7 separate regions of the Homo sapiens genome follow, and all the other regions are linked to region 1. Evidence: chromatin loops called from intact Hi-C (ENCODE). Cell type or tissue: dorsolateral prefrontal cortex. All regions are shown on one strand. Region 1 has its middle 96 kb from the start of SCARB1. Region 2 overlaps NCOR2 (nuclear receptor corepressor 2). Region 3 overlaps ZNF664-RFLNA (ZNF664-RFLNA readthrough). Region 4 overlaps NCOR2 (nuclear receptor corepressor 2). Region 5 overlaps NCOR2 (nuclear receptor corepressor 2). Region 6 has its middle 97 kb from the start of NCOR2. Region 7 holds the start of NCOR2 (nuclear receptor corepressor 2).

What was found. Hi-C counts contacts between places; a loop is a spot of excess contacts. Peaks named below come from ENCODE experiments on the same cell type or tissue, not always from the same donor. Only the 100,000 strongest peaks of a DNase experiment are listed, where the experiment ranks them.
Region 2: it touches region 1 in a loop (2.9-fold over the local background); 21 of 110 quality-filtered maps call a loop at or near these places.
Region 3: a loop joins it to region 1, with 10 times the contacts of the local background. A loop is called at or near these places in 105 of 110 quality-filtered maps.
Region 4: a loop joins it to region 1, with 3 times the contacts of the local background. A loop is called at or near these places in 36 of 110 quality-filtered maps.
Region 5: a loop joins it to region 1, with 3 times the contacts of the local background. A loop is called at or near these places in 7 of 110 quality-filtered maps.
Region 6: a loop joins it to region 1, with 2.4 times the contacts of the local background. A loop is called at or near these places in 16 of 110 quality-filtered maps.
Region 7: it touches region 1 in a loop (5-fold over the local background); 97 of 110 quality-filtered maps call a loop at or near these places.

The regions. Positions count from the first base shown.
Region 1 is chr12:124,765,377-124,769,376 of GRCh38, reverse strand. No RefSeq gene overlaps it. Among named protein-coding and RNA genes, the nearest start is that of SCARB1, 96 kb to the left of the region's middle. In dorsolateral prefrontal cortex, CTCF peaks have their summits at 1,996 and 2,209 (motif pointing right); a DNase peak (open chromatin) is centred at 2,206; H3K27ac peaks cover 1,751 bases.
Region 2 is chr12:124,455,539-124,459,538 of GRCh38, reverse strand. NCOR2 (nuclear receptor corepressor 2) reads left to right here. Exons shown (of 49, transcript NM_006312.6): 8 at 2,377-2,433. Among named protein-coding and RNA genes, the nearest start is that of NCOR2, 110 kb to the left of the region's middle. RefSeq lists silencers at 2,453-2,512, 2,543-2,672. In dorsolateral prefrontal cortex, CTCF peaks have their summits at 1,748 and 1,957; DNase peaks (open chromatin) are centred at 1,435 and 1,918; H3K4me3 peaks cover 3,151 bases; H3K27ac peaks cover 3,515 bases.
Region 3 is chr12:124,034,660-124,038,659 of GRCh38, reverse strand. The region is part of intron 2 of ZNF664-RFLNA (ZNF664-RFLNA readthrough); the gene reads right to left. Among named protein-coding and RNA genes, the nearest start is that of ZNF664-RFLNA, 63 kb to the right of the region's middle. In dorsolateral prefrontal cortex, CTCF peaks have their summits at 1,679 and 1,879 (motif pointing left); a DNase peak (open chromatin) is centred at 1,889; H3K27ac peaks cover 243 bases.
Region 4 is chr12:124,378,270-124,382,269 of GRCh38, reverse strand. NCOR2 (nuclear receptor corepressor 2) reads left to right here. Exons shown (of 49, transcript NM_006312.6): 20 at 3,886-4,000. Among named protein-coding and RNA genes, the nearest start is that of MIR6880, 43 kb to the right of the region's middle. RefSeq lists enhancers at 1-131, 132-680. In dorsolateral prefrontal cortex, CTCF peaks have their summits at 1,988 and 2,189; DNase peaks (open chromatin) are centred at 329 and 2,208; H3K27ac peaks cover 3,476 bases.
Region 5 is chr12:124,472,679-124,476,678 of GRCh38, reverse strand. NCOR2 (nuclear receptor corepressor 2) reads left to right here. Exons shown (of 49, transcript NM_006312.6): 6 at 3,548-3,727. Among named protein-coding and RNA genes, the nearest start is that of NCOR2, 93 kb to the left of the region's middle. In dorsolateral prefrontal cortex, a CTCF peak has its summit at 1,687; a DNase peak (open chromatin) is centred at 1,798; H3K27ac peaks cover 3,282 bases.
Region 6 is chr12:124,662,425-124,666,424 of GRCh38, reverse strand. No RefSeq gene overlaps it. Among named protein-coding and RNA genes, the nearest start is that of NCOR2, 97 kb to the right of the region's middle. In dorsolateral prefrontal cortex, a CTCF peak has its summit at 2,321; a DNase peak (open chromatin) is centred at 2,264; H3K27ac peaks cover 2,639 bases.
Region 7 is chr12:124,566,255-124,570,254 of GRCh38, reverse strand. It overlaps NCOR2 (nuclear receptor corepressor 2), which reads left to right and starts at 2,643. Exons shown (of 49, transcript NM_006312.6): 1 at 2,643-2,947. RefSeq lists enhancers at 330-1,190, 1,191-2,051, 2,218-2,267 and silencers at 2,388-2,637, 2,748-3,107, 3,128-3,237, 3,378-3,597, 3,798-3,897. In dorsolateral prefrontal cortex, a CTCF peak has its summit at 1,566 (motif pointing left); DNase peaks (open chromatin) are centred at 1,534, 2,424 and 3,584; H3K4me3 peaks cover 1,994 bases; H3K27ac peaks cover 3,582 bases.

The DNA of each region.
Region 1 (4,000 bases):
CAGTTGTGGGGTGCATGAGATGTGTTGACACAGGCATGCAATGTGACGTAATCACATCATGGGAAGGGCGTATCCACCCCTTCAAGCATTTAGCCTTTGTGTTACAAACAATCCAGTTACACTCCTTCAGTTATTTAAAAATATACAATCAAGTTATTCTTGACTATAGTCACCCTGTTGTGGGATCAAATAGTAGGTCTTATTCATTCTTTCTCTATATGTATATGGTTTTTGTATACATGGGCATGATTGATTAAACCACAGGCCATTGGTGATCAGTTTGACCTTCAGCCTCTCTCCCCTCACTGCTGGAGGTTGGGGACTGGGCTGAAAGTCCCAGTCCTGTAGCGCTGACTTGGTTTTTCCTGAGACCAGTCCCCATCCTGAAGCTGCCTAGGGGCTGCTGGCCACCAGTGAGTCATTGGCAAACTAAACACTTTGGAGATTCCAAGGATTTTAAGGCAGAAGACCAAATAAATATTTTACACGATCACAGTGGGAGGGGGTTGGAGGGAGATGGAGGTGGAGAGCTGGGGGGCCTCGCAGTTAGGATTTTAAGTACAGTGGGAAACCACTGGAGATTTTTCCATCAGGGAGGGCTGCGTTTGCTGTTTCTGCTGTGGGAGAGGCTGCGGGGGCAGGCGTGGATGCTGGAGGTCTGGCTGGAGGCAGTGGCCCTCCTCCTGGTGACAGATGGTGGTGGTGGTGGTGGTGGTGGCCTGGGCCAGGGCGGAGCAGTGGATGAAGAAGGGACAGATGCGGGGTGTATTTTTAGGGGCTGGAGCTCATAGAACATGGTGCTAAACTGGATGTGGGAAGGGAGGGGTGAGGACGCGTCCAGTGAGACTCTCAAGTGTCTGAGCCTGACGGCCAGGGGGAGGGAGGGGCTGCTTTTTGTTTGTTAGTTTTCATTTGTTTTTGTTTGCTTGTTTGTTGTTTGTTTTCTTTTTTGAGACAGAGTCTCGCTCTGTCGCCCAGGCTGGAGTGCAGTGGTGCAATCTCTACTTACTGCAACTTCCACCTCCTGGGTTCAAGCGATTCTCCTGTCTCAGCCTCACAAGTAGCTGGGATCACAGGCGCCCGCCATCATGCATGGCTGATTTTTGTATTTTTAGTAGAGACGGGATTTCACCATGTTGGCCAGGCTGGTCTCGAACTCCTGACCTTGTGATCTGCCTGCCTCGGCCTCTCAAAGTGTTGGGATTACAGGCATGAGCCACCGCGCCAGGCCATTTTCATTTGTTTTTGAGACAGGGTCTCTGTCACCCAGGCTTGAGTGCAGTCGTGCGATCATAGCTCACTGCAGCCTCGACCTCCTGGGCTCAAGTAATCCTCCTGCCTCAGCCTCCCGAGTAGCTGGGTCTACAGGCACATGCCAGGACACCTGGCTAATTTTTAAATTATTATTATTATTATTATTATTATTATTATTATTATTTTAGAAAGAGAGTCACACTATGTTGCCCAGGGTGGTCTCGAACTCCTGGCCTCAAGCGATCGGCCCACCTCTGCCTCCCAAAGTGCTGAGATTACAAGTGTGAGCCAGAGGGAGGTGCCACTAACTGAGGAGGGAGGCAGGAAGGTGGGGCTGGGAGCAAGTAGGGCCCCGATCCCCCAGTGCAGACCCGGGCTTAGCTCAGCATGGATTGAATGGCTGTGAACTCCCTGTGGGGGCTGCAGAGGGAGGAGTCAGGACACTGAGGTTGTTGTGTCACCCACACCGGATTCATCCCCTATCCCGGTCCACCCACCCCCAGGGCATCTGGAATGTGAGAGGCCAGAGAGAGAAAGCACCACCAGGAATCCCAACGTAGCAACAGCACAAATAACAGCAGCCCCTTTTGATGCTCAGGGGAGCACATGTTTCATGGAGCTATCCAGTGACCTGTACAGCAGGGAGACTTGAGGGGACCATTTCACAGATGGGAAGACGGAGGCTGAGGGGTGAGGCTATATTTGCAAGGTGGATCTTTTTTGTGTGTGTGAGCAATTGGTCGCGCTGTCTCCCTCTTTAGACTTTACGCTGCTGAAGGCAGGCACCGAGTTCTGTGGGGTTCGTGGTCCATGGGCATGCATGCAAATCAGTCTTTGCTGAGTTAATGAATAAATGATCTGGGGTGTAGCGAGGCTGGGGATGTGGTTGCGGGAGGGGAGTTCTGCAGACCTGCCCAGGGCCTGCCAGAGGCTGCACGTGCGGATTGTGGCCGCCAGGGGGCGCTGTGGGTCCAGCCTTCAGGGCGGCCCCAGATTCAGGGAGGCCCCAGCAGCCCGGGTCTCTCTGGCGGTCCCAGGGGCTGGGAAACGTCTGTTGTTTGAGGCTCTGGACATAGCAAAGATAAAAAATGAAAAACTGATGAACTAAGGCTGCAAGAACTATGTTCTCTTGTATGTTTACATGTAAAAATTTAACAGCTTCCATACATGAAATAGTCATGCAATATATTTTTGTGAAGTTACAAGGCTTGCAAAATTCTTAATGAACCATGTCCAGAGAGGGCAGGATTTAGAAAGGGGAAATTATCACAGTTCTTTTAATCTTGGTGGTGTGGGGCTCTAGGACAGTACATTCAAGATCTTCTCCAAAATCTGATTTGTGGTGTTTTTGTGAACTCAGAGTCCAGGCCAAATGGCTGGCTGTGGTCTCCCAGGGATGGGCAATCCTGATCCAAACCTCAGATGCCCAGAAGATATAAAATCTCAACACTGGGCCAGGCGCGGTGGCTCACACCCCTAATCCCGGCACTTTGGGAGGCCGGGGTGGGCAGATCACCTGAGGCCAGGGGTTCAAGACCAGCCTGGCCAACATGGTGAAACCTTGTCTCTACTAAAAATACAAAAATTAGCTGGGCATGGTGGTGAGCACCTGTAATCCCAGATACTGGGTAGGCTGAGGCAGGAGAATCACTGGAACCCGGGAGGTGGAGGTTGCAGTGAGCTGAGATTGTGCCACTGCACTCCAGCCTGTGCGACAGAGTGAGACTCTGTCTCAAAAAAAAGAAAAGAAAAGAAAAAAAAAGAAAATCTCAATGCCGGCCACTCCCAGCCCAGTCAGGCAAGCTCAGCTCTGGCATCCTGGCTTGCTCTCCTGGAACAGACTGTTGCTAGCATTCATTGAATCTTTCTGAGTGCCGTGCACTATTTTAAACCCTTGGCATATGCTCACTTAGTTTTCATCATAACCCAGGCGAGTGCTGTTATCATCATCATCTTCATTTTACAGATGAGGAAACTGAGGCACAGAGAGGCGAGGTCATTGTCCAAGGTCTTATGGCTGGAAAGGATCGGAGTCTGGATATGAATATTGGCCACTGGTTGGGGGGCATACATGCTTATCAGCTACTCTGCATACCTCCTCATTGACTGGGAACCAGAGCTTGCTGTGGGTGCTGGCTGAGGCATCCCACTTTATCTTATCCCTTATCCCAAGTGAAACTCAACTTGGGAACCCAGCTTCAAGAAACATAATTTCCAGGCAAAGGCAATGAATGCACACAGGTCCTGGCTCTAGAGCTTCTGAGGAGCCTGGGAGAGGAAAGGAGGTTGCAAGGCTCATTTCCCCCAAATCCAGTCCCAGCTCCATCTAGAAAGAGGCCCCCCGCATACCAAGCATGTGTCCAATCACTCCAGAAAAGCCCCTGGCAGGGGAGCATCCAGGCTCATTCCAGAGAGGTCAAGAATGGGAGGGGAAGAAGAGGAGTAAGAATAAACATGTCTAAAAATAGTGCTTGGATCTCCGAAACCCACAACAAAACAGGAAAGAGAGGGCAGGAGAACTGGGAGGGAGAAGCCTGGAGGTTTGGCTGAGGGAAGAATAAGGTGCACTGCCCTGGTGGGGGCTGTTTCTCTGACTTTCCTCTCTGAAGTCTTGGGAGCTAGGCTGGATGGAGGGTCTGAGCATAAAGGCCAAATATCTCTGGAGTCATGAGTGTTTCCAGATTTCACAACACGTTTGCCATGAAGCCTTAGCCCTAGCAAACTTCATAGCATTTAGAAGTCCTCG
Region 2 (4,000 bases), 310 kb after region 1:
GGTTAGAGCACAGCCGACTCCCAGATGTTGGGCAGGTGTGTTGAGAAAGGCCAGCCCATCTTGGGACAGGGCTCCACAGGCCCACCTCCCCAGGAGGCTGACAAGCAGGACCAGAGAAGACCGTGGAGCAGGAACAAACCCAACACTGGGAGCAGGGGATGTGGGGGCAGGAGGTGAAGGAAACACCCCAGAGAGACAGGAGGAGGTGGGGCTCCCTGTGGCTTTGGCAGGTGAAGAAGGGGTCTTCCTTGCTCTCTAGGTGCTAGCTGTGTGGCCGTGTAGTTTCTAGTGGCTTGGCCCTTTCCGTTGGTATCACTCTTTTATCTAGATGGACAGTTGCTGCTGATCCCCACAGATCATACACAAACTCCTATTCATCCCTCAAAACCCAGCCTATATAGCCCTCCTGTTACCTTTTTGGGAGAGTGACTTGTGCCCCACTTTCACACATACCTTTATCTGCCTGAGCATACTAATCTGCTGTTACTGCTCTTAACCAACAGCCATTGTTTGGGTTTATTCCAGGCAGGGGCCAGGTCTCATTCATTCCATGTCTCTCCCCAGGTCCCAGTGTTTGGGAGCTGCCCTGCCCCCATGCTACCCCATACCCAGTCCTTCACTGGGCCTGGCTTAGGGGTTCTCCCATCTTCAGTACCCCAGGGCAGACTCTTTCCTGCTTCGAGGGTGTGGCTGGGACATTGACTCTCCGGGTGATGTCTGCCCCCATCCACCGGAAATACTAGTCCCAAGCCTAGGGGTGGTCCTGCATGGGACCTGGCCCTTGGCTTCCTCTGTCCGTGGATCCTGGAGGTCATAAGAAGGGCTTCTTCCCTGTGTTTTGTTTCTGTGCCTCAGTTTCACCATCTGTGAGATGGGGCTACTCCTGCCTGTACCTCCCATGGCGCTTATGCGCAATTGACATGTTAAGAACACACCGTATGCCCGACGCTTGGCTCATGGCAGGTGCTTGGAGAAGTGACCATCGCTGTAATAGTTCTCCCCTGCTCTTCTGGCCCCCAGCCGCACCTTGAGGCTGCAGGTCTCGGGGTTTTGGCTCAGCCTGAAGGTGGCCAAGAGCATGGCTCTGCTCTTGGTGGGCCGGGCTCTGGGCTGTAGGCGGAGGCAGCTCTAGGTTCCAGCTTGAGCCCACCTACATACCTGCTGTCTTTCTCCGGGGGCTGGGGAGGGGGAGTGATGCTGGCCTGCCACGCCCTCCTCTCTCTGCTGCAGCCCGGGAGCCTGGGCACCTCCGCCCTGCGAGGAGATCTTGGCAAAGGCTGCGTCAAATTTTTGTTGGCAGCCACATTTCCCAGGGCTTGGGGTCACCTCCTTTTGGCCAATCTGGTTTGGGGTCACTGGGGACAGTTTCAGTATGGTGATGGTGACTTCTGCGGCCTGTCCGCCTAGTCCTTGCCAAATACTGAGTGGCTGCCCCAATGCAGCTGAGTCACAGCAGGGGCTCGCCCGCGTGCCAGCCTGTGAACACCCATTTGCCAGCACACACGCAGTTTAGCCTGGTGCAGGGGGCACCCAAACCCACGCAAATTCTGCCCCTGCCCTCCGCCACAGCCCCCATGAAGCCACCTTCAGGAGCCCCTCCGCCCCCCACCTCCCTGTACCCGGCTGGCCTGGGCTGCCCTCCAGGCCTCCTGTGAGTGGACCCTGGTGGTCCCAGGCTGCGGGCTGGTGGGCCTGGCCGAGGCACAATGTCTGCCTTCACACCGAGGGCCGGGGTGGGGGCCCGGAGGTCCAGCCTATTGATGGAGCGGCCACCGAGCCCTGCGCCACATGTTCCTGTTTTCCTAATAAGTCCCCAGTTGTGAGTGGGGAGGAGGCGGGGAGGCCCCGGGGCAGCCCAGAAATAATCACATGATTGTGAAACACAAGAATCCTAGAAAGGGTATCTCCGAGCGCCTCTATCTCACCCTCCCTCCTCCTCCTCCTCCTCCTTCCCTCGCTGGCTGCACTAGCTCTGAGGTAATTGTAGACAACCCAACCAGCTTCCAGGGTGAGGGAAGGCATCTCAGGGCTGGCAGTGTCGGCTGGGCTGGTGGGGAGCGGTGCCCACGTCGCTGGGCCCTGGGGGAGCGAGGCCTGCGCGCCTGCCGGGGAGCAGGCTTCAGTGGACCCGGCGCATTTGCTAAAATCGAAACTTGGCTGGCTTGCTGGGGCCGCTGTGGGGGTATTGAGGCTCCTCTGTGTTTTTTTCCAGCGTGGGGAGGGCCTGCAGGGGGCCCCGGGCCTCCCTCCCCCGTGCTGAGGATCAGCATGCTGGACTGGGCTGGGCAGGTGCCCGCTGCTCCGGGAAGCCTCTATTTATAATCTGTGTTTTTTTGTTTTTTAAAAAAATTCCTCCTCTTCGCCATCACCCTGCAGAAGAAGGCTGAAGCTGCACATCGGATTCTGGAAGGCCTGGGGCCCCAGGTGGAGCTGGTGAGCTGGGGTACAGGGTCAGGGGCTCAGGGGAGGGCGGGGGTGGCTGGAGAGGTGGGCAGGGAGGCGGGAGGGTGCGGCGGAGGAGGAAGTCATCTATTACCAAGCGCTGCCCAGGCGGCGTCCGCGGAGGAAGCAGGAAACCCACCTTCCTGATGAGAGGACGGCAGATAGCGGGTGGGCGGGCCTGGCTGGGCTGGGTGGGGGTGGGGAGTCTTGGCAGCGAGCGCCTCCGGGGCCACCTGCGCACTCCTGTGCATACCGTGAAGCCCGGCCGCTCGGGCTGTGAGGAGAGTCACACATCCGTAGGCCGGTGCGCTTGCTCCAGCTGAGCGCGGAGAGCCGGTTCTCTGGGTCACACAATCTCGGTCCACTCCCAGGTGCACCGCTTCATGGCGGTGTGACCCTGAGCGGGTCTGTTACCCTCCCTGTGCTTCAGTTTCCTCATCTGTAAAATGGGAATCCTAACAGCACCTATTCCACTGGATTACAGTGAGGAGGAGCTGTGTTAATATTTTTCCAACATCGGGTGCCGCGCCTGCCTTGTAAACAGTAAGTGCTGGGCATTAGCTATGATGATGATGATGATGATGATGGCGATGATGGCGATGATGGCTGTCACTAGTGTCCTTTTGCTGCGGAAAGATGCCATGTCAGCAGCAGAGCTGGAAAGCAGGCCCCAGGCCTCCTGGAGTCCCTGGGCTGAGGATGGGTGGATGCAGAAGCCCTAGCCCCCAGAGAATGGGCCGCAGCCCCTGCCTGCCCCACAGCCATCTGTGCCCACTGAGCTGGTCAGCATGGATGGCCGTGGTGGGCACTGAAGGTATATGCTACCCACATGTGTGCCGGATGAGGGAGAGTCTCTGTGTGCATGGTGGGCTAGGGTGTGCGTGTGAGTGCGCCCAGGGTGCAGATAAAGGCTTATGCCTTCGCCATGTGTAGTGGCTCATACCTGTAATCCCAGTGCTATGGGAGGCCAAGGCAGGAGGATTGCATGAAGCCAGGAATTTGAGATCAGCCTGGGCAAGATAGCAAGACCTTGTCTCTGCAAAAAATTAAAAAATTCACCAGGTGTGGTGATGCACGCCTTTCGTCCCAGCTACTTGGGAGGCTGAGGCAGGAGGATCGCTTGAGCCCTGGAGTTCAAGGCTGCGGTGAGCTATGATCACACCACTGCACTCCAGCCTGGGCAGTAGAGTGAGACCCTGCCTCATAAAAAAACGAAACAGAAGTCTGACACCTTCAGAGCCTCAATCTAAACTCAGCTCCACTGCATGTTTGCCAAGTGGCCTTAGGAAAGGGGCTGACCTCCCAGTACCACAGTGCTCTCTCATCTGGGACAGGCGGAGGCTCTAGGGCCTCCTTCCAGGGTCTTCCCAGGGTTAAAGGCAGTGCTGCCTGTTAAAGGCTCACCTAGTGCAGCTCCTGGTCCCTACGAAGCGCTCAGTAGTTGTGAACAATTTGGTGATGAGCTGCTCCCCCTGAAGTTTCTGCAGGCTGCTCAGTTTTGCAGTGAGAGCTCCCCAAAGCCCGGGGTCCGTCTTTTGAGGCCACTCAGGAACTACAA
Region 3 (4,000 bases), 730 kb after region 1:
ACCAAAAACACGTTATATTTTCGTTTTTTAAACAAATCTATTTTAAGTTACTAATACCATTTCTTTCAACAAAGGTAAAAACAAAGAATCACTTGAATTGTTTATCTGCCACTGAATTTATTTTTTAAGTCAAACTTTTCCCACTGATTTATAATTTCAGGAATGCTGAAATTTTTGTATAAAAAATTCATATTTGTATAAAAATATTTGTATGAATATTTGTATAAAGGTGATTTAGTGTTTCATCTTGCATAAAACAAATTTATCCCATTTCACTGCCTCATGCTCCCGTTTAATCAGAATACTTCCCACTTAAAAAATACATCCCACTTCACCTGCTGGGATTCGCACTTAACAAAAGATCTGATTAATCCCTGAGGCATGACAAAGACTCTGTCCTTGATCAAATGTTAGGTTCCTCAGAGTCCTCTTCCCCAGGAGGCCTCATCCTCAGGTTCTGTCTCCTCTCAGTAATTTTCCTCCATTACCCACTCTGCCTCTTGACTATAATCTACAGCTGTCTTTGCTGTTTTCGGAGTTGAGCCCTATCTCTCTCCCCTACTGTGACGGTCGTGACCCCTCAAAATGGTCCTGAATAGTGTCTTCCTTACGTGTTTTTTTTTTTTTTTTCCGGAGTCTCGCTCTGTCGCCCAGGCTGGAGGGCAGTGGCGCGATCTCAGCTCACTGCAAGCTCCGCCTCCCGGGTTCACGCCATTCTCCTGCCTCAGCCTCCCGAGTAACTGGGACTACAGGCGCCCGCCACCACGCCCGGCTAATGTTTTGTGTTTTTAGTAGAGACGGGGTTTCACCGTGTTAGCCAGAATGGTCTCGATCTCCTGACCTCGTGATCCGCCCGCCTCGGCCTCCCAAAGTGCTGGGATTACAGGCGTGAGCCACTGCGCCCGGCCGAGAATTTTTTCTTTAACGGGCAGAACAACTCGCCACTGACCCTACTTGGAAGTATCTTAGTGAAAGTTTTCATATAATGCAAAGCTACTTGACTTTGAAAACCAAACTTCAAAATAAGACTGCTCCAAGAACATTCCAGGATATTGTCTTTCTCTCCTCTCCCCAAGTGGTCTGCAGTAATTCTGGAATGATTCTCAGAACATTCCAGAATGTTCTCTCTCTCCTCTCCCCAAGTGGTCTCCTTCATTCCTACAACACTCAGAGATGATTTTCAGTCATTCCAGAAGGATTCCAGAATGTTCTCTCTCTCCTCTCCATTGGTCTCATTCATTCCTACAGCACTCAGAGATGATTCTCAGCCATTCTCCCAGGGTCACCCCAGCATGGGCCCCATCACCCCCAAACTGCCCCCACAGAGAGTTTCCTGCCTCTTCTCTTTCCTCTCCAATTCAATACTACCAGTCACTTCCCCACTGAAAACTCCCCCGTGTCATTCAACATCATGAATAAGTTCCAAATTCCCTAGCTCTGGACCATCGAATCCCTTCCAGCATCCCTAACAGATCCTGGGTTCCAGAACCTTCTGGTCTCTTCACTTGCTCTTGACATCATGGCCTCCCGGAATATCGCGATGCCAGCTCCCACCCACCTGAATCTCCACAGTTTCGCCCCATTCTTCTGACTTCAAACACATGCCGAGCTGTACTGTGGTTCTCTCTCCTCCCTGTGGGTCAGAAGAGTCCCAAGGGTAGGAACTATTTTATTTCTTCACCACCCACAGTGCGTAGCACAATGCATTAGTCATGGTGGGTATTCGGTAAATACGTATTGAACAATTGAACAAAAGTCACCATTGAATTCAATAGACTGGGAAACAGGGAAAGCATCTTAAAATACTGATTTTCTGGGAGAACTTTTTTTAATTGCCAAATGAAAATTTTAAATCATACAAAGCACACAGGTGCCCCCTTGTGGCTGCGAAACAGTGCAGCATCACCAACAAAAATGGCTGACTCCCAGAGTATGAGAAAGAGGGAGAGATTAGGTTAATTAGTTCAATTAGTTTAGTTCTGAGATGTCCAGCCTGGAGTCTTTCTTCCCTGTAACAACCGGCGGGTGTACAACGAAACCATTCCAATCACAAGCCTAAGGTCTACACAAGCAGCTCAGTAGCTGTTGTTACTCTGAGAACTCAGCTCCTTTGTATGCCTGGCAGGTAACCGGAGCTGTGGCTACAACAGGGGGTTTGACTGGGCCCCTTCAACTTAATTAAAGGAAACGTCAGAAGCACAACAATCGGCTGCAGGGTGGGACCTTGATTGCATCATGGTTAAAATAAACCAGCAGTAGGAGACGTTTGCGAGAGTCCACAAAAAAACCTGTACATGAAAATGTTCATAGCAGCTTTACTCATCATCGCCAAATGGAAGATTCAGCCTAAATGTCCCTCAACAAGTGATGGATGAGTAAATGGTGGACACATCATGTGACAGGCTACTCCATAACAATAAAAATCACAGGCTATTGTGACACACACGACATGGGTACATAACAAAAGCATTATGCCATGTGAAAGCAGCCTTACACAAGGGCACCATGCTATTTATATGAACTTCCAGAAGATGCAGTGATAGGAAAAAGTCAAATCAGGGGTTGTGTGGAGTGGGGGGATTGACTGGGAAGGGACATGGGGAACCTTCTGGGGTGATGAAAATGTTTGCTATCTTCACAGGGGTTTGGGTTAGACAGCTAACTATTTGCTCAATTCATCAAATATTATACTGGAAATTTGGGTCTTTTATTTATATGTCAATTTTACCTCAAAAGGAAAGAACCTAATAAATACTGGACTCCAGCAAATGATACTCATGCTGAAGTGTTTAGGGGGAAGGGTGCTGATATCTGCATCTCACTCTGAAATGCACTGAAAAATTAAGATGGATTAATGGGTGACTGGAAAGATGGATAGACGGACAGGTATACAAGAAAGCACACAGCCAAATGGTAATTCCACAACTAGGTGGTGGATATATAGATGCTCACTGTAAGAGTCCTTCAATTCATCTGATGTTTGAAAATATTTTTATGATAAAATCTTGGAGGAAAAGACATTGGGAATAACTGGGGATATCTGAATATCGACTGCGGGTTAGATAATTCAATACTAGGGATGTCTGAATATTGACTTGGTGTTAGATGATTCAGTGAATTGCGTTAATCTTTTATGTGTGATGATGATGGTGCCATGGTTAGTAGGAAGATGTCCCTATTTTTAGAGACACATTCTAAAGTATTTAGAGGTGTTATAACATCTGAAATATGCTTCAAAATACTCCAGGGGGCAGAAAATGAAGCTAATATTGCAAAGTGTTGTAATGATGACACCCACGTGATGAACTTAGGGGTGTCAGTTACACCATTTGCTCTCCCTGTTCATGAGAAGGAGGACATACTCTCCCAAGGAGCCTGGACTGCAACATTTGAAGTTCTGTCTCTTCTGTCTTGTCCAGCTGCCTGCTGACATTTTTCCTTTTAAAATTTACATAGTTAACAATTTGCTAGCCTGATAATGAGCATGAAGACAGAAGAGAAATTCAAAGAGAATGAGTGAGACGAGAAAATAAAAGATAACAAAATTAACCAGTCAGAATGACGAAAGGCTTAGAAAAAGGCTGGGTAACCGGGAAGGAGGGAGCGTGTGGGTCCTCGTGTCCCAGGACGTCTTCATGACGTGCCCCTCCGACCCCTCCTGCCTTTCTCGCTGGCTTCACCAGGTATCTCTCCAAAGTCAAGGCCTCAATGGTACGCACCACAACCTATCAGCCAGCAGGGTCCCAGGTCCTCCCTCCCATCTCTCCTCTCTAATCGGCCTTCTCCAGCTCTGCGGCCACATCACATCTCAAGAGTCTGTCAGTTCAACTTTTGCGGGTCTCCCAAAGGGTCTGGTGTAAGCCCCTTCCGACCTATCCTATAATCTCCTGCCCAAGATATTTCCTGATTATTTTTCTCCCCAATGCCTCTGTTGCGGAGATTTAATTTTAAGTGCTCTAGCATGGAGCCCCTGGCAAGGGAGATAAAAAGGGCTTTAGCG
Region 4 (4,000 bases), 390 kb after region 1:
TTCTTGGTGTAGTGGTGAGCTCCCCATCGCTGCAGTAAGCAAGCAGGTCTCACCAGGAGAGGTGCCGCTGAACCTGGTGACCTCCACCTCCTGCCCCTCCCCTGTGCCTTTCAGTCCCAGGGAGGAGGGCATATCCCAGTGAATCCTAACGCAGTATCAGCCACCTCTGGCTGCTGGCCCAGCCCTGTCTGGAGTACAGGAAGACATGTCACCCTTGGCCAGAGAAGGAAGGAGTGGGGAAGCAGAGGGTCAGTGGGTGTCCCCTCCCGCCTTGCACTAGGTCTGGCCCGAGTGTGGCCGCAGGCGACGTCAGCAGGAAGCAGGATCCGGCGGCCGGGCGGGCGGGGCATGTCCCGGAGTTATGTAACACTTGGCATCAGTGTCTTCTACGAGGTTTCCCTCCCCCTCCTTATGGCCGAAGGTTACCCTTTTCTCCCATCTGTGAATTCAGGCCCCTGGGGCTCGGCTTCCACGTTCCTCAGTCTCTGTCCGCCTCAGCCTTGGCCCAGCCCCGCCTTGTTTTCTGCTGTTAATCTCTTCTACCTGAGGCTGCACAGGCCTGCAGAGAGATGGTCCAGCCACGAAATGTTTGAAGCTGGCCTGCATTCAAATCTGAGCTCCTCAACTCATGAGCTGTGTGGTCTTGGGCAAGTGTCTTTGCCTCTCTGAGCCATTGTCACTGTCTATCAGGTTCATTCATCTAAAGACATAGTTACAGAGCGTCTGTTCTGTGCTAGACACTGTTCCAGGTATGGTGGGAATACAGCAGAGAACAAAGATCCCAGCCCTTGAGGAGCTGGTGCGAGAGACAGGTTCACACACTCAATTTCAGAATGGAGTCTGAAGATGCTATGAGAAGAATGTAGTAGAAAGTGATTGATGGTGGGGGTGGGAGGGATGAGCTAATGATGGAGTGATCAGGGAAGACCTCTCTGATGTCTGAGCTAAGGCCCGAAGGAGGTGAGGAAGTGAGTTATGCAGATATCTAGGGGAAGGGTGTCCAGGCAGGGGAACAGCCAGTGTAGAGGCCCTGTGGCTGGGGCAGCGAGCAGGGAGGGCAGTGTGTTTGTAGCACAGTCTCTGAGGAGGGGAGAGGGGAGAGCAGCTTGGAGAGGCAGGCAGGGTCCAGGGCTGGATCACACAGGGCCATATGGATAGGGGGAGGACTTGGGGATTGTATCCAGGTGTTGGAGAGTTTGAAGCAGGGGGTGGCATGCGCTGATTTGCAGAGCAGCTGTGCAGGTCCAGTAAATTAATACCAGAAACCGCTTGGCGCATAGTAGGTGCTTAATAAACGTCAGGCATAATGATTAATGCCATCACTAGCATCTCCTATTCTACACACACCTCCTGATCCCACAGTGCCGGACCATGTGTGTAAGGATTAACTGTAACTCCTGGGACTCTCTCTGAGACCCAGCTTTGTGGGGATTCAGGGTGTTGGCACCATCCCCGTCCACTGCCTCAGAGACCCCACGCCGCCCCCCGCAGAGACACCTTGCACTCCAGGATGCTGGGCGCCACCACCAGGCCGACAGGAGACCCCTGTTCCCTGCGAGACTCTGAGCATCTCCCATGTCCCAGCCACCGCCCGGGCAGCTCAGGGCACCCAGCCCTGAGTCTTTCCTGAGCCTCTGTCTGCCAAAAATAGATTCGGGAAGCAGGGGGAGCCCTCGGCCGCAGCCGCAGAACCCACATGCCACCACTTTCTCAGGCCGCCACAGGCTCGAACTCTCCTGGGAGAGGCTCAGGATTCGGGGCAGGGCTGGGACTGGGCCCAGGACGTGTGCGGGGTTGCAGAGCTGGGCATCCCTGTGGGCCCTGTGGGCACTGGCAGGGGCAGGGCTGTGGCCCTCTGGCCGACTGTTGGTGTCGGAAACTGTGACTAACGGACGAGCAGTCGTTTCCCTTTTCCTCCCTGCGTTCCAAGGGGCTGTGCTCAGAGGAACCCTGTTTGCTCAGGAAGAAGGCAGGACAGGAAGTGATCCCACTCCCTGCCTGTGGCTGGGGCTTGGAGCCCGAGACCCCCTCTCCTCCCCTCCATGAGGCCCAGCTCCAGCCTGGCCACGGTGAAGGGCTGGGGTGGGCGGGGCCCACCTGGCATTTGCCCGAGAGCAGGCTGTGTGGTCTGGACGTCAGCAGCTTTTTCTTGGAATCCGGGTGCACCAGCGCAGAGGGATGTGTGATTCCCCCTGGCTGCCGCAAGGAAGTACCACAGACCGGTGGCTTCAAACAACAGAGATGTATTCTCTTCCAATTCTGGAGGCTAGACGTCTGGAACCAAAGCGTCCACAGGGCTGTGCTCACATTCAAGGCTGCAGGGGAGCCTCTTCCGTCTTCCAGCGACTGCTGGCAGTTCGTGACATTCTTTGGCTTGTAGCTGCATCTCTCCACATGTGCCTCCACTGCCACAGGGCCTTCGTGTCCCTGAATCCGTGTTTCCCTTTTCTTCCAAGGCTGTCAGTCCTGTTGGATTTAGGGCCCACCCCACTCCAGTGTGGCATCATCTTAACTAATGACATATGCAGGATCCCGTTTCTAAATAAGGTCTGAGGTTCCGGGTTGATGTGAACTTTGAGGGACACCATTCAACCCAGTACAGGGCTCTTGGCTGAGAGCTGCGGGCACCTCCAGGTGTGGCGGAGGGCCCACCTCTTTCTCAGCAACCCCAGAGGGATCAGGCTGCCGCCCCCCCGTCACACCAGGCTGTGGTGGGCACCCCCCAGTGTCTTTCCAGTCCCCCTGGGAGTCCCCAGTCACTTCGAGATGCTGCCTCCACGATGCCCCTGCTCTCTGCTGTCTATGCGTTCAAGCCCACGAAGGCTGGCCTTTCACAGTTGCTCAGCAAGTCAGTCAACAAACGCTTTCTGAGCCTCTGCCTGGCTCAGCGTGGGGACAAAGAGACACCCACCCCAGTGAGCTACCAAGACGAGTGGTTTGATGATGGTGCCTAAGCTGGGGGAAGAAGAGTGGGCTCTGTGTGTGAGGAGCTGGGGTTCCCAGGAGCAGGGTGCGGTGCGGGGAAAGTGGAGGCCCGACGATGAGGGCTTCTTTCCATTCCTGGACACACCCGGCATGTTCCCCACACTGGGGCCTTTGCACCTGTGACTCCCCGCACCTGCCACTCTCGTCCAGAGCCTGGCCTGGCCCATTCCCTCCGCCGTCAAATCTTGGCTCAAATGTCACTTCCTTGCAGAAGCTCTTCCAGACTGTTCTGTCCAGAGGAGCCCCTGCCTTGTGCTCCTTGTCCCATCCTGTTTCACCCACGCGACCCTCTGATCCTCTGAGTGCTGCTTCTGTGTGAGGAGCACGTTGCCAGTCTCCCCAGCGGCAGGGCAGCCTCCAAGGGCAGGACCTTGTCTACCCCGTGCCTTGTGTCCCCACAGCCCTGGTATGCAGAGCTGGGCACACAGTAGGTGTTCTGTAAAGGTTCAGGGAATGAAACGCGAGCTTCCCAGGCTGGCCTGTTCCCCCAGGGACAGGTGAGACTTGCATAGCAAGGAAAAGCTTCCTGTGTTCATTCACTCCACGTGTGCCGATGAAGCTGACAGGGTGTCCCCAGGAGGCGTGGTCACTCGCTCTGACTAGGAGACTCCTGGGCAATGTCAGGCAGGTTCTCTCGTGCTCAGGAAGGATGTCAGGGTGGCTGAGGGGCCAGCCTGTACCCAGAGTGTATCTGGGGCTCAATGGAAGAATAAAGCCCCCGGTAAAAATAAACCCTGGCACGCTTGGCTGCCGAGGTGGGGTGTGAGGGGGACGGTCACCCTCATTGCTACATGGCCGGGATCACTGCCCTTTGCACCTGCGGCGAGGCCCCAGGCATGGGGAGTCCCCGAGCTGACAGCCCAGGCCCCAGTCCTGATCTGCTGCTTCCCTGTGCCCCAGGAGAAGGAGAGGAACGCGCGGAGGAAGAAGAAGAAAGCGCCGGCGGCGGCCAGCGAGGAGGCTGCATTCCCGCCCGTGGTGGAGGATGAGGAGATGGAGGCGTCGGGCGTGAGCG
Region 5 (4,000 bases), 290 kb after region 1:
CCATGGAGAGTTTAAAGGAAGTAAGTTTTCAGCAACTTTTCCAAGTGTTGCTAGTGGTTGCCAGCCGCTGCTTTTACTCCTGGTGCTGCCTGTTAGCCCTGGGGATGGAAATCTTCTTTTTGTTAATGTTGCTTTGGAGAATTATTCCCAGGTTGGACGAGCAGTTTGCTCTCAGAGTTTTAGGGTGGCCTGGCCCCCATAGCCCTTCCTTCCACATCCTTGTCCTTGCTCTGTTATCTCTCTTCTTGGTCCAGGTGGAAGAGCAGAGATAGGATAGCGGAGATGTTTCTTGCCACCAGTAGTGCGACCGGGCTCTGGGTGCCATGTTTGCTGCCACCTTTTGTCTTAAGAACCTCAAGAAATGACATGGGCTGTAGGGAGAGACCAGCCAAGCACCCAAGGTGGACCGCAGTGAGGGCCTGGGCGGTGGCGTGGGGATGTCTCACGTCAGTTGGCACAGAAGGGGTGTTGGGCACTCTGGGTAGCGGAGCCAGCCTGTGCAAAGGCCCGGGGGTGCCAGACGCATGAGCTGTCCATGGTTTGCTGTGGGTGGGGTCAGATGCCCATGGCCCCCTGCCTGCCTTCCTGTTGGGGAGCAGTGAGGGCCCCACACCCACTGGTACGTGCATACACACTCCTGAGGCTTTTTCTAGGGAGTTTTTCTTCCACACACACTTTTGCCTTGAGTTTCTGGAGGTCCTGCACTCTGGGTCCCTGGAAGGGGTGCTGCTTTGGCGCTTATGCTCAGCCCTATGGTTCTGTGGGGTGAACGGATGTGTGGCTGGGACCCCACGTGGAGTCCCCACATGGCTCAGCCCCACGGTTCTGTGGGGTGAACAGATGTGTGGCCATTTCTGACGTGGGAGCCCCTGCAGCCTCCCCCTTCAAGCACCTTCCAAGGTAGGATGCTGAGTGGCCTTGGGCATGTCGTCAAACAGAAATCCCACTTCCCACGGTGGTTATGACGGTTACGTGGATTAAGATTTGTGAATTGCTTAGAGCAGGAGGCCAGCAAACTCCAGCAAGCTCCAAATCTGGCCCTCAGTGTGTTTTTGTAAATAAAGTTTTATTGGCACACAGCCATGCCCATTTGTTCCCCGTTGCCTGTGGCTGCTTTTGCAATACAATGGCAGGGGTGAGTAGATGAGACAGAGACCTTGTGGCCCTCAAAGCTTGAGCTATTTTTACCATCTGGCCCTTTATAGGAAAGTGCCGGCCTCTGGCATCCAGCCCCAGTGGCCTCCAGGCTCTGTTTCTGCCTCTGCGTAATGGAGATGGAGCAGCAGTCCCCTCGGAGGGCTGTTGTGGGATCCACTTCATGGGGTGTGCAGAGGACTTCATGGGGTGTGCAGAGGACTGGGATAGGCTGAGCTGTGAGCGGCCCCAGGTGTGATTTCTAGGTGTCCCTGGGGGAGGTGGCCTGAGGAGCATGGAGGACTGCATTGGGGCGATTGAGGGATATGAGCCCTTTTCTCTGTTTCCCTCGAGGAGTCCGTGTGTGTGGAGGGAGCACCGGGTTGTCCAGGCCCCTGCTGTCCTTGCCCCCACATCTCACATGGTAACAGAGGCCAGAGGCAAACCTAATGTGACTCCAAGACTCTTGGCCCCTGTGGGTCTTGCTGGGGCTCTGTGGGGTGAGGGGAGGACAGAGGCCCTGAGGATGGCAGGAGTGGACAGAAGATGATGCAGCCTCTGTGAATCCTGAGGTTGGTGGGGCACTCGGTGGCCCCCGGGCTGCAGTTGTCCGGAGAATAATGCACCCTGTGTCCTCTGGGTGCAGCTGCTGCGGGGGCGGGGAGGTGGTGGCCTGGCGCTGCTCTGGGCCTTGTCTGCCAGCAGCTGCCGGCTTGGCCCCAAGGATGGCACAGGGCGGGGGCTGGGTTCTGGAGCCCAGCTAGGGGAGGACCATCCCAGCCAACATTTATTGAGGCTTACGGTATGCCAGGCTCAGAGCCATTAACTCATTCAAGACTCACAAGGACCGGGGAGGTGCCAGCTGTTCTCCCCATTGGGCAGATGAGGAACTGAGGCAGGAAGCAGTTGAATGACCTGCTGGAGGTCACGGAACTGGAGAGTGGCAGAGGGGGCTGGGATTTGAACCCAGGGCTGCACAGGTGAGGCCTGGGTTGTTTTTTCTAACCTCCTTATCCTGAGAGTGTTTCCAGCACAGCCTGGGTGCACCAGACTTTAGCTGGTGGGATGAAGGCGTCCATGGATAACTGAATGCAGGCTTCCTTTGTTGTTAAGCACATTTTCAAAACAGCTGTATTACACAAAGAGTGACTCTCAGTGAAAGAAGATCAGAAAAAATAACGGGCAAATAAAAAGAAGAAAGTAAAAATACCCTCTTCTGCCCTGCTGCCGAGATAACTCCTTTTAGCTTAACTGTAGCCCGTTCTGATGGCTTTTCCGTGTGTTTGGGAACATATGTTTTCTGCAAAGCCACGTGTGTGTTGGCTGCATGGTTCTGGAACTTGCGTGTTTGGACTGAGCTTCATGGATGAATGTTTACAGAGGGTATGCAGAGGCCAGGCCTTGGGAGAATGGAGGCTGTGGGTCTTCGTTCCTTGGGCTGGTGGGGAACACACAGATGGGGTAAGTGGAAGAAGAGAGGTGTGTTACGCGAACAGGGAGTTGGAAGACTTCACAACTTGAGGAGAGGCTGGGAAACCATTCATGTAGCAAGAGCATTTGAACCGCATCTTGAAGGCTGTAAGGGACTCTGAATTTTGGAGAATGGGTGATGGCTGGGATGGGAATGGGATCCTTGAACAGGTGAGGACTGTCCTGACAGATGTCCAGGACTCTGGGCCTGGAGTCAGGGATGGAAACCCGGGGTGTATTGGGGAGGGGGTGTGTATTAGTCCGTTTTCATGCTGCTGATAAAGACATACCCAAGACTGGTCAATTTAAAAAAGAAAGAGGTTTAATTGTACTCACAGTTCCATGTGGCTGTGGAGGGCTCACAATCATGGCGGAGGGCAAAGAGGAGCAAGTCACATCTTACATGGATGGCAGCAGGCAAAAAGTTGGCAACTACATTAGTCAGGGTTCTCTAGAGGGACAGAACTAATAGAAAAAATATATATATATATTACATAAAGGGGAGTTTATTAAGGAGTATTAACTCACACGATCACAAGGTCCCACAACAGGCCATCTGCAGGCTGAGAAGCAAGGAAGCCAGTCTGAGTCCCAAAGCTTGAAGAACTTGGAGTGTGATGTTCGAGGGCAGGAAGCATCCAGCACGGGAGAAAGATGTAGGCTGGGAGGCTAGGCCAGTCTCGCCTTTGCACATTTTTCTGTCTGCTTTATATTCGCTGGCAGCTGATTAGATGGTGCCTACACAGATTAAGGGTGGGTCTGCCTTCTCCAGCCCACTGACTCAAATGTTAATCTCCTTTGGCAACACCCTCACAGACATACCGAGGATCAATACTTTGCCTCCTTCAATCCAATCAGGTTGACAGTATTAACCATCACAGGGTTGTACAGACTGGGGGGTGTCCCCTGTGCTGACCCCATGCCCGTTTTTTTTCTGCCACAGGACCGTAGCCTGACGGGCAAGCTGGAACCGGTGTCTCCCCCCAGCCCCCCGCACACTGACCCTGAGCTGGAGCTGGTGCCGCCACGGCTGTCCAAGGAGGAGCTGATCCAGAACATGGACCGCGTGGACCGAGAGATCACCATGGTAGAGCAGCAGATCTCTAAGCTGAAGAAGAAGCAGGTGTGAATGGGCAGGGGGAGGGGGAGTGTTTGTTCTGAGTCTCCATTCTAGCAGCAGTGACAGCGGTGTCACAGACATGTGCCAAGCCCTTCCCAAGTTCCTGGGTGCTCACTGGTTTTTATGCCCTTTACGTTTATTGGACAGGAGCACATCCACAGAACTTTCTGCCATGATGGAAACACTGTGTATCTGCAGGATAGCCATGTTCCACTGTTGAGCATTTGAAATGTGCCTACTGCGACTGAGGAACTGATTTTTAATTTTTATTTAATA
Region 6 (4,000 bases), 100 kb after region 1:
CAGCCCCTCTAGTTTACTTGGAGACAGCCCTTCACTCACCTCAGACCATGTGGTTTGTGTTGAACTGGTTCTCCCCATTGGTCCAGAGATGGGCATGTGACTAAGGCTCCGCCAATCCAAATTTTCCAAACCTCTGGCCTCAGTGATTGGTTCAGGGGTCATTGAATGATCCAATTCTGTCCAGTAAGAGGTATCCCAGGACTGTTGCAGGAACAGTTGGGAAGTGAGAATCTGGACTGATTGAGCATGTTTAGCTGTGCCTGCTGGGATACCATTTCCGTGGTGAAGGCAGGGCATGACTGAGGAGGAAGCCAATATGGACACAAACAACTGTGCATTCTGAGGCCATTGCTTGGGCCCCTGGATTCAGCCATACCTGAGGCCAGCACTACCTCGGAATTTACCATTACAAGAACTAATAACTTTTCCTTTTAGTTGAAGGCAGTTTGAGTTGGGGCTTCTATGATAGCCAAAGTCTCATCCGAGCACTTTGCAGGGCCGAGGCGAGAGGCTCGCCTGAGCCCAGGAGTTTGAGAGCAGCCTGGGCAACATGACAAAACCCCATCTCTACAAAATTAAAGAAAAAAAATTAAGTGAGTGTGGCAGCCTGTGCCTGCAGTTTCAGCAACCTGGGAGGCTGAAGTGGGAGAGTCACTTGAGCCTAGGGAGCTTGAGGCTGCAGTGAGCTGTGATTGCACCACTACATTCCAGGCTGGGTGACACAGCAAGACCCTGTCTCAAAAAAAATGCAGAAAAGGAATTTGAGCCCAGACCTATCTGAGTCCACAAATTCTAAATTCTTTCCCCAGAACCATGCCACTTCCCTGAGTGCCATCTACCTTCAAGGCCCAGATCAATTATCCCTTTTCCAAGACAACCTCCCTGATATCAGCTCACAGCGTCTCCCCTCAGACTCCAATTGCTGGAGTCTGTGGCCTTTGGTGTAGGTGCTTTCCAGGGAAGGCCTCCCTGATCAACATGGTGCCTTCTTCTACCAGGCATGGGTGCCTAAAATGTCACCATCAGAGCCTCATTCCTCTGGGTTAAGCATTGCTCTTTTTGAGTGACTATTTTAAAATCTTGATCCCCTGAGATTGGGAGTCGAATCACCATGGTCCAAGAAAAATGATAAGGGCATTCTTGGAGAGACAGGCAGTAAAACGAGGGAAGAGATGTGTTTCATTCTCACTAGCAAGGAGGAAGTAGCATTTAAAGCTGCACCTTCAAAGGAAAAGAGACTTTTAGAGTTGAGGTTATAGAAAAGGTATCCCAGGTAGAAGGAGAAGATCGAGAGGAGAGAACTTGTGGGACACAGTCAGGAAATAGCCAATTTGCTGCTGTTGCTGGTATACCATATAGGACTGAAGCCAGCTCAGAAGGTCCTGGGATTGTGAAATACCACACTGAGGCGTTTGATATTTATTTTCTGGGTAATAGGGGGCCATCGAAGGTGCTTGAGTCACGGCAGTGGGGTCGGGGGAGTCTCAATCAGAGCAGCAGTTTAGGAAGATGAATCTGTGCAGTGTGGAAGGGCAGTGTGTGAAGAGGCCATAGGCTGGGCCAGGGGAGCCAAGTGAGAAGTGAGGTCATCCAAACCAGAATTGCAACAGTGAGATAAGAAGTGATTAGGCACATTTTGGGGGAAAACTGGCTTGATATAGAGACAGGCCAGGAGGGGTGGAGCCTTAGAACAGCATCGGTGCTGGGTCCCCGTGCTGGGCCCAAGCTCAGCCTCTCCCTCTTTTAAGAGAAGGACCTGTCACCAGCCCACATAATAGCTGTGGCTCCATGCTGGTATGTGGATCAGGATGGGCTTTTTCATTGCTGTGTAGTTTTCCACTGTAAGGATGTACCACAATTCATTTATCCATTTACCTCTGATGGACATACAGGTAGTTTCCAATAACCTCCTTTTTAAATTTTGAGATGTCACCTTGCATGAAGCAATGCAACCTGGGACATTAATGGGATGGGCTAACTATATTTTTCTAGTATACATTAAATACATGCATAATTATTAAAAATAAAAGAGATACTCGTCTGGGACCACCTCCTGTCACTTGCTCCTGCACGAGGCTTGCTTTGGCAAAGGCTGCGAGAATTCGTCGCTGCCGCAGTTGCTGGATTGTTAGATGACGATGTCATTCAGGCCCGGTGGTGGCCCAGAGGCTAAGCTCCCCTTCCCACACCCTCCTTATCCCTGGACAAGAGGCCTTCTGGAAGGCTACTCCTGCTCTGGCCCCTGCCTGCCCTCAGCTGGAAGGAGACATTGTCTCAATTCATCCTGCCTTCAAAGGGCTCCTGTCTGAACCAGGCTCCCGGGCAAACCCCAGCCCAATCCTCGCCTGGAAAAACACACTCGGCCCTTGTTTAGACTGAGGCCGGCCTGCAGGAGGTCAGCCCAGCTGCGAGGGCAGAAGCCTCAGCTCAGCCACAAAACGTGGCGTGGGGGCCCCTCCACTTGCGGCCCCGGGCCCACCCCCGGAGATGGAGGCTGCTCAGGAAGGAGAAAGCCTCACACAGGGACCCTGTGTGCATCCCGGTGGTTGGCCAGGAAGGGCCGGTCTGTCATTCTGGGCTGGAGCTCTCACTCTTGTCAGTCCCTCAGAAACTACACACAATGGATTTTCCTTTCTTCCTTCCCAACCAGACCTTCCTGATGGCCACAAGTGCCCTCAAGACTCCCGATCATAAAAAGAAAACTTTCCCTAAACTGATGTTATAGACCCTGTTGCATCCCCCGCGATTCATGTGCTGAAGTCCTAACTTCACCCTCAGTGCCTCAGAATGCAACGTTATTTGGGAAGTAGGGTCCCTGCAGATGGAATTAGTTCAGATGAGGTCATACTGGAATAAGGGGGTCCCTCATCCAATATGATGTGCTTCTAAAGCGGGGAACTTTGGACACAGACACACACAGGAAGAATGCCATGGGAACATGAAAGCAGAAATCAGGGTGACGTATCCGCCAGCCAAGGGATGCGAAAGATTGCCAGCGAAGTACCAGAAGCTAGGGAAGAGGCCAGGAACAGATTCCCACAGAATGAACCAACCCTGCTGGCCCTTTGATCTCAGACTTCTGGCCTGCAGAACTGTGAGAGAATACATTTCTGTTGTGTAAGCTGCCCCATTTGTGGTACTTTGTTACGGCAGCCAGGGGAGACTAACGTACCCAACATTTCAGTCACAAGGACATTTATTGAAAAGGCAGCCCAGACCCATATCATCCATTTCCTTCCTTCCTGTAGCTCCTCATATCCGTTAGGGATGCCTGTTACCTGCAAGTTGCAGAAAGCTTAACTATCAGTGGCCTGAACAAAATGGGAGTTTTGTTTTCCTCCTCTAAAAAGAAACCTGGCTAAAAATCATACAGTCACATCAATAGATGCAGAAACAGTGTTTGGCAAACTCCAACACCTATCCCCGACAAAAACTCCCAGCAAACTAGGAGTAAAGAGGAACTTCAACTTGATAAAGAACATTTCCGATAATCCAATAGCTAACATCTCACTTAATGGTGAGAAACTAGGTTCTTTCCCCGTAAGGTCAGGAACAAGGCAAGGACATTCACTCTCACCACTCCTTTTCAAGGTCATACTGGAAATCATAGCTAATGCCATAAGACAAGTAAGAAAAGGTATACAGATTGAGAAGGAAGAAATAAAACTGTCTTTCTTCACAGATGACATGACTGTTTAGAAAATCCCAAAGATTCAAAACAATGACAAAAAACACTAGAATGAATAAGTGATTATAGCAAGGTTGCAGGATACAAGGTAACTATACAAAAGTCAATTGCTTTCCTACATATCAGCAATGAGCAAGTAGAATTGGATATTTAAAGAAGCCTGGCAAAAGCTGTTTTAGCAACCAGGCCATGTCAGGGCCTCAGCAGTTCTTATACCTTTCTCTGTAGTGCCAACATGCCTGCCAAAGCTCCAGAACATTCCAGACAGGAATGTGCAGGGAGGGAGGAGAGTAGATGCTGTTGGTGCTCACT
Region 7 (4,000 bases), 200 kb after region 1:
AGATGGTAGAGACAAAGCCCAAGGGGCAGAAATTGGCGCCAACTGGACGGGAGCCCCCTGGATATATATACAGCATGCTCCAGCCAGCTGCAGCCTGGCCTGGGACACATACAACATGCTTCCCAGTGTCCCTGGTGACTTCCCAACTGAGTCTCCCTCTCCCTTCCTGTAAAATGGGTATGTTGAAAGTCTTTCCCTCACAAAGGCAATTGAGATGTTTGGGAAGCTCTTAGCTGTTACTGTTACTAACTCACAGTCCAGGGGGCCCCCCCGGGAAGGCTGTTTGTGTGCAGTGTTCTTTGGCCGCTTTTTAAAGGTACTGTTCCCATTAGTTGCTCATGGACTGTCACTCAGAGCCCAGTAGAAACAAAGTAGCAAACTAGGGTGCCGGTCTGCGATTGGGGGAAGGGGCGGGCTCAGCTGAGACCTCCCCAGAGTCCAGATTTCCAGCACTCATTTGGAATCACGGGCTGCTGCTGGAGGCTGGCAAGTCGGGTTCTTCATCTCTCCAGGCCTGTTTCCCTACTTGGGACCAGGCCCCTTGCTTCCCCCAGGGTAAGTGCTCACTCAGTGCTGGTGTTACTCCCCGCCGTCTGTGAGGGTGAGATTAATAACCCAATTCAGCCAGGAAACAGGAGCAGACGGGAAAGGGCCAATCCCTTTCGGGATAAACGCTGCCCTTCTCCTGGCCTCAGTCTTGCCATCTGTGACATGGTCGGGCCAGAGGCCATTGGCGCTTGAGTTGATAAGGCTTCCAGTGAGGGATTTCTAGGTGACGCTTGGGACATTACAAAGCTGACAGACCCCCTGCTTTCCCCGCTCCTAAGCCTGCAGGGAGCCCTCGAGGGCAGAAGCTGGGAGACCCCTGAAGACACCCCAAATGTCCCTCCTCCAGCTTCAAATAGAGCTGAATCTCATGGAAATGCAAATTCCCAGAGGGTTTTCAGGTGACAGAGGAGGGCTGCCAGGCGGCCTGGGGCTGGCAGAGGAGCTCCCCCGCCCCCGCTTCCCTCTCCAAGACCCTTGGTGGGGGAGGTGGGGGATCAGGCCTTCCTTCTGCGGCTCCAGCTTTTTGCCTGTGGATTCGGACCGACTGGCTGGGCAGAACTGGAGCTGGTCGGGCCAAAACAAGGAGGTGGGGGGGGGGCACTGACCTATGACCCCTCCTGTTTCAGTCTGCAAACTGCTCCCCTCCACACCCACTTCCCTTTTGCCAGACATTGTCAGCCCCAGAGGCTCCCGCCAGCCCCCCAAAAGCTCATAATTAAAAGCCCGAGGGGGCAGAGAAGGACCTGGCTGCAGGGGAGCCCGGCAAACCCAGCATCCTGGCGGAGGCGGGAGGCCCGCCGGCCTCTGGAAACCACGCGGCTGCCTCCCCACCGCAGCCATTCCCCGCTCTCCCTGGGGGTTCTCAGATGTTGCCAGATGGCAGAACTGAATCTGCTGAGACGTCACTCCAAAAAAGGAAAGTTGAACTGAAAAAAAAAAAAAAAATTCAAACTCTCCAACATCTTAGGAGAAAGCAGAAGAGGAGGGAGGGAGGGAGGCTCCAGGCCCAGGGCTCCCAGTGCCCTCTGCTGTTCAAAGAGATCTGCCCTGGTTGGAGAGGGCAAACCTGGAGGGGGTGGGAGGAGGGGGTAAATGAGGACACTGGGTTGTCAGGGCGGCCAGGGGGGCCAGGTTCCTGCTGGAGCGGAGAGTGTCTGCCTGTGCGTGGGGGAGCGAGCACATGTGTGCCGTCTGTGACTGCGTGCTTGTGCAGGCCGGGCGTGTGTGGCTCCCAGGGTCACGCTTTGGGATGTGTGTGTCTGTGTGTGTGTGTGGGGGGGGCGGGGGGGACACAGGCTCGTTGCATTGTCTCCGCATTTGTGTCCCTGAATGTCCCCAAGTGGGACTTCACTCAACACATTCGTGAGTCCCTACTGCGATAGGGCAGTGAACAAAATAGAAATCTCTGCCCTCAGGAAACTGGCATTCTAGCGTCTGTGTCCTCCGGGGTGCTGTGAACTCGCGTGGGTGTCCCAGTATTTGTCTGTGTGAGATCTGACATCTCCGGTCCGTGGTGGGTGGTGAGTCTGCAGTGTGTTCGCCCGGGCTGGGTCTCGGGTCTGGGGAGGCCCAGCGTGTTCCTGCCTGGAGAGGGCTCTGCGCTACTGTCTGCTCCCGTCCCCAAGTGCCCCACTGGGCGTGCTCCTAAAAGGCCCTGTGTAGGGCCCTCCCTGCGCGCCCCCTCCCCATCCAGCGGCCACTCCAGAGTTATAATTTAATAGCTGAAACGCGATTCCAGTGAGGTACTGGGGCTGGAGAGGAGGAGGAGGGCCCCCGGGCCCGCAGGAGAAGAGGGAGGGGAAGGCTGGGAGGCGCTTCCCCCCTCCTTCCTCCTCGGGGAGCTGCCAAAAAGAAACTCGGCGTCGCGCCCAAGTGTGTGCGTGCGTGTCTGTGTGTGTGGCGGCGTGCGCGCGCGAGTGGGGACGCGCAGGGCCTGGAGAGAAGGCGCGGGCCCTTTAAGGAGCCAGAGGGGGCCGGGCCGGGGCGCGTCGCTGCGGGCGGGGAGCCGGGAGCAGGGAGGCCGAGCCACCGCCTCCCGGGCTCGCGCCCCGCCCCCTCCTCCCCCTCCCGCCGCCGCCGCCGCCGCCGCCGCCGCCACCGCCGCCGCGGCCGCCGGGGAGCGCGGAGCCGCGGGCAGGCCGGGCCGCACCGGAGCCCCGCGTCCGCCGGCGCCCCGCCCGAGCCCTGCGCCCGCGCCCTGCGCTCCGCGATGCGCGCCAACTTGCGGGCCGGGGACCCAGGGCCGGCGCCCTAGGAGGCGGCGGCGGGAGGATCGCGTCCCGACCCGAGGCCGGGCCTGCTGCGCGCCCCCAGCCCGATCGGCACCGCCACTTGCCTGAGCGCCCCGGCGGCCCGAGCGCGCCCCAAGCCCGGGCGCCACCGCTGCCACCTCCGCGAGGTGAGTTGGGGCCGAGGGTCCCCGCGAAGGGCGGGGGGAGGCGCGGAGCGCGCTTCCGGGGGATCCGGGGAGGATCGGGCGGCGCACGCGGCGGAGTTGGCGGGGCCCCTGCACTCCCGAGTTGGCGCTCTCGGGGGGTGGCCTGCTGGGGAGCAAGGCGCCCCGCCGACACTGCGGCCCGCGTGCTCGGGGGCGCCGGGGAACTTAGGGGAACTCCAGCTCCCTAGCGAGGGGGCGGGAAGGAGGGAAGTGGCGTTGGGGTGGGCGGGGGGCGCGCTGGAAATGCACAGAGCGGCCCCCCACAGTGTGCGCCGGCTCTGGGGACTTGGCCGCCAGGCGTCCCTTGTACCCGGTGTAGCCCCGGACCTGGCGGGGCGACACTGCGCCTTATTTTCCATCGGGCAGCGCGGGTTTGAAAGCCCTTGGAGATGGTACCCCTAGCTCCCTGGCCTGGCTGTTGTGGAGGGGCGCATGAGGGTCTCTCACCAGCCGAGGGGGAGAGCCAGCCTTGTCCCTCCTAGGCGTGGGGCCACGGGGCGCTGGGCGGGGTCCCTCGGGAGAGTCGCCCCTGGTCCCCCTCCCCCGCGGGCCGGTGTTCCTGGTGTCTGGGCCTGCCTCCCGTGGCTGGTGACGCCTCATTGGGCCGCCTCCTAGTCCCTCCCCCGGGCTGTGCGGATACTTGGGATGCCACTACTTTGCGAAGTTGGAATTCAGAGCTGATCCCACTTGGGCACGACTGGGAAGACCCAGACCCTTGTCTAGAGGGCAGCTTCCTCAGAGGCCTGCGGGGAGTGAGGGCACCCGTGGGGTACGCCCTCCCCGCCCCAGACACTTGCAGGAGGAGCAAGCCGAGGGCGGGAGGGCACGGCGGGCGGGAGGGAGAGACAGGCTGTACCTGGGAGCTGCTGTCGCCCGGGCCCAATTAGCGTGGGGCGCCCGGCGTTATTTTTACATTGTAGGTTTATTTTTTTGGAAGCGAGTGTCCTCCCGCCGCCTGTCGCGCGCTCCGGCTCTCCGAGGGTCTGGTGCAGGCAGCGGGGGCGGATCTGTTCT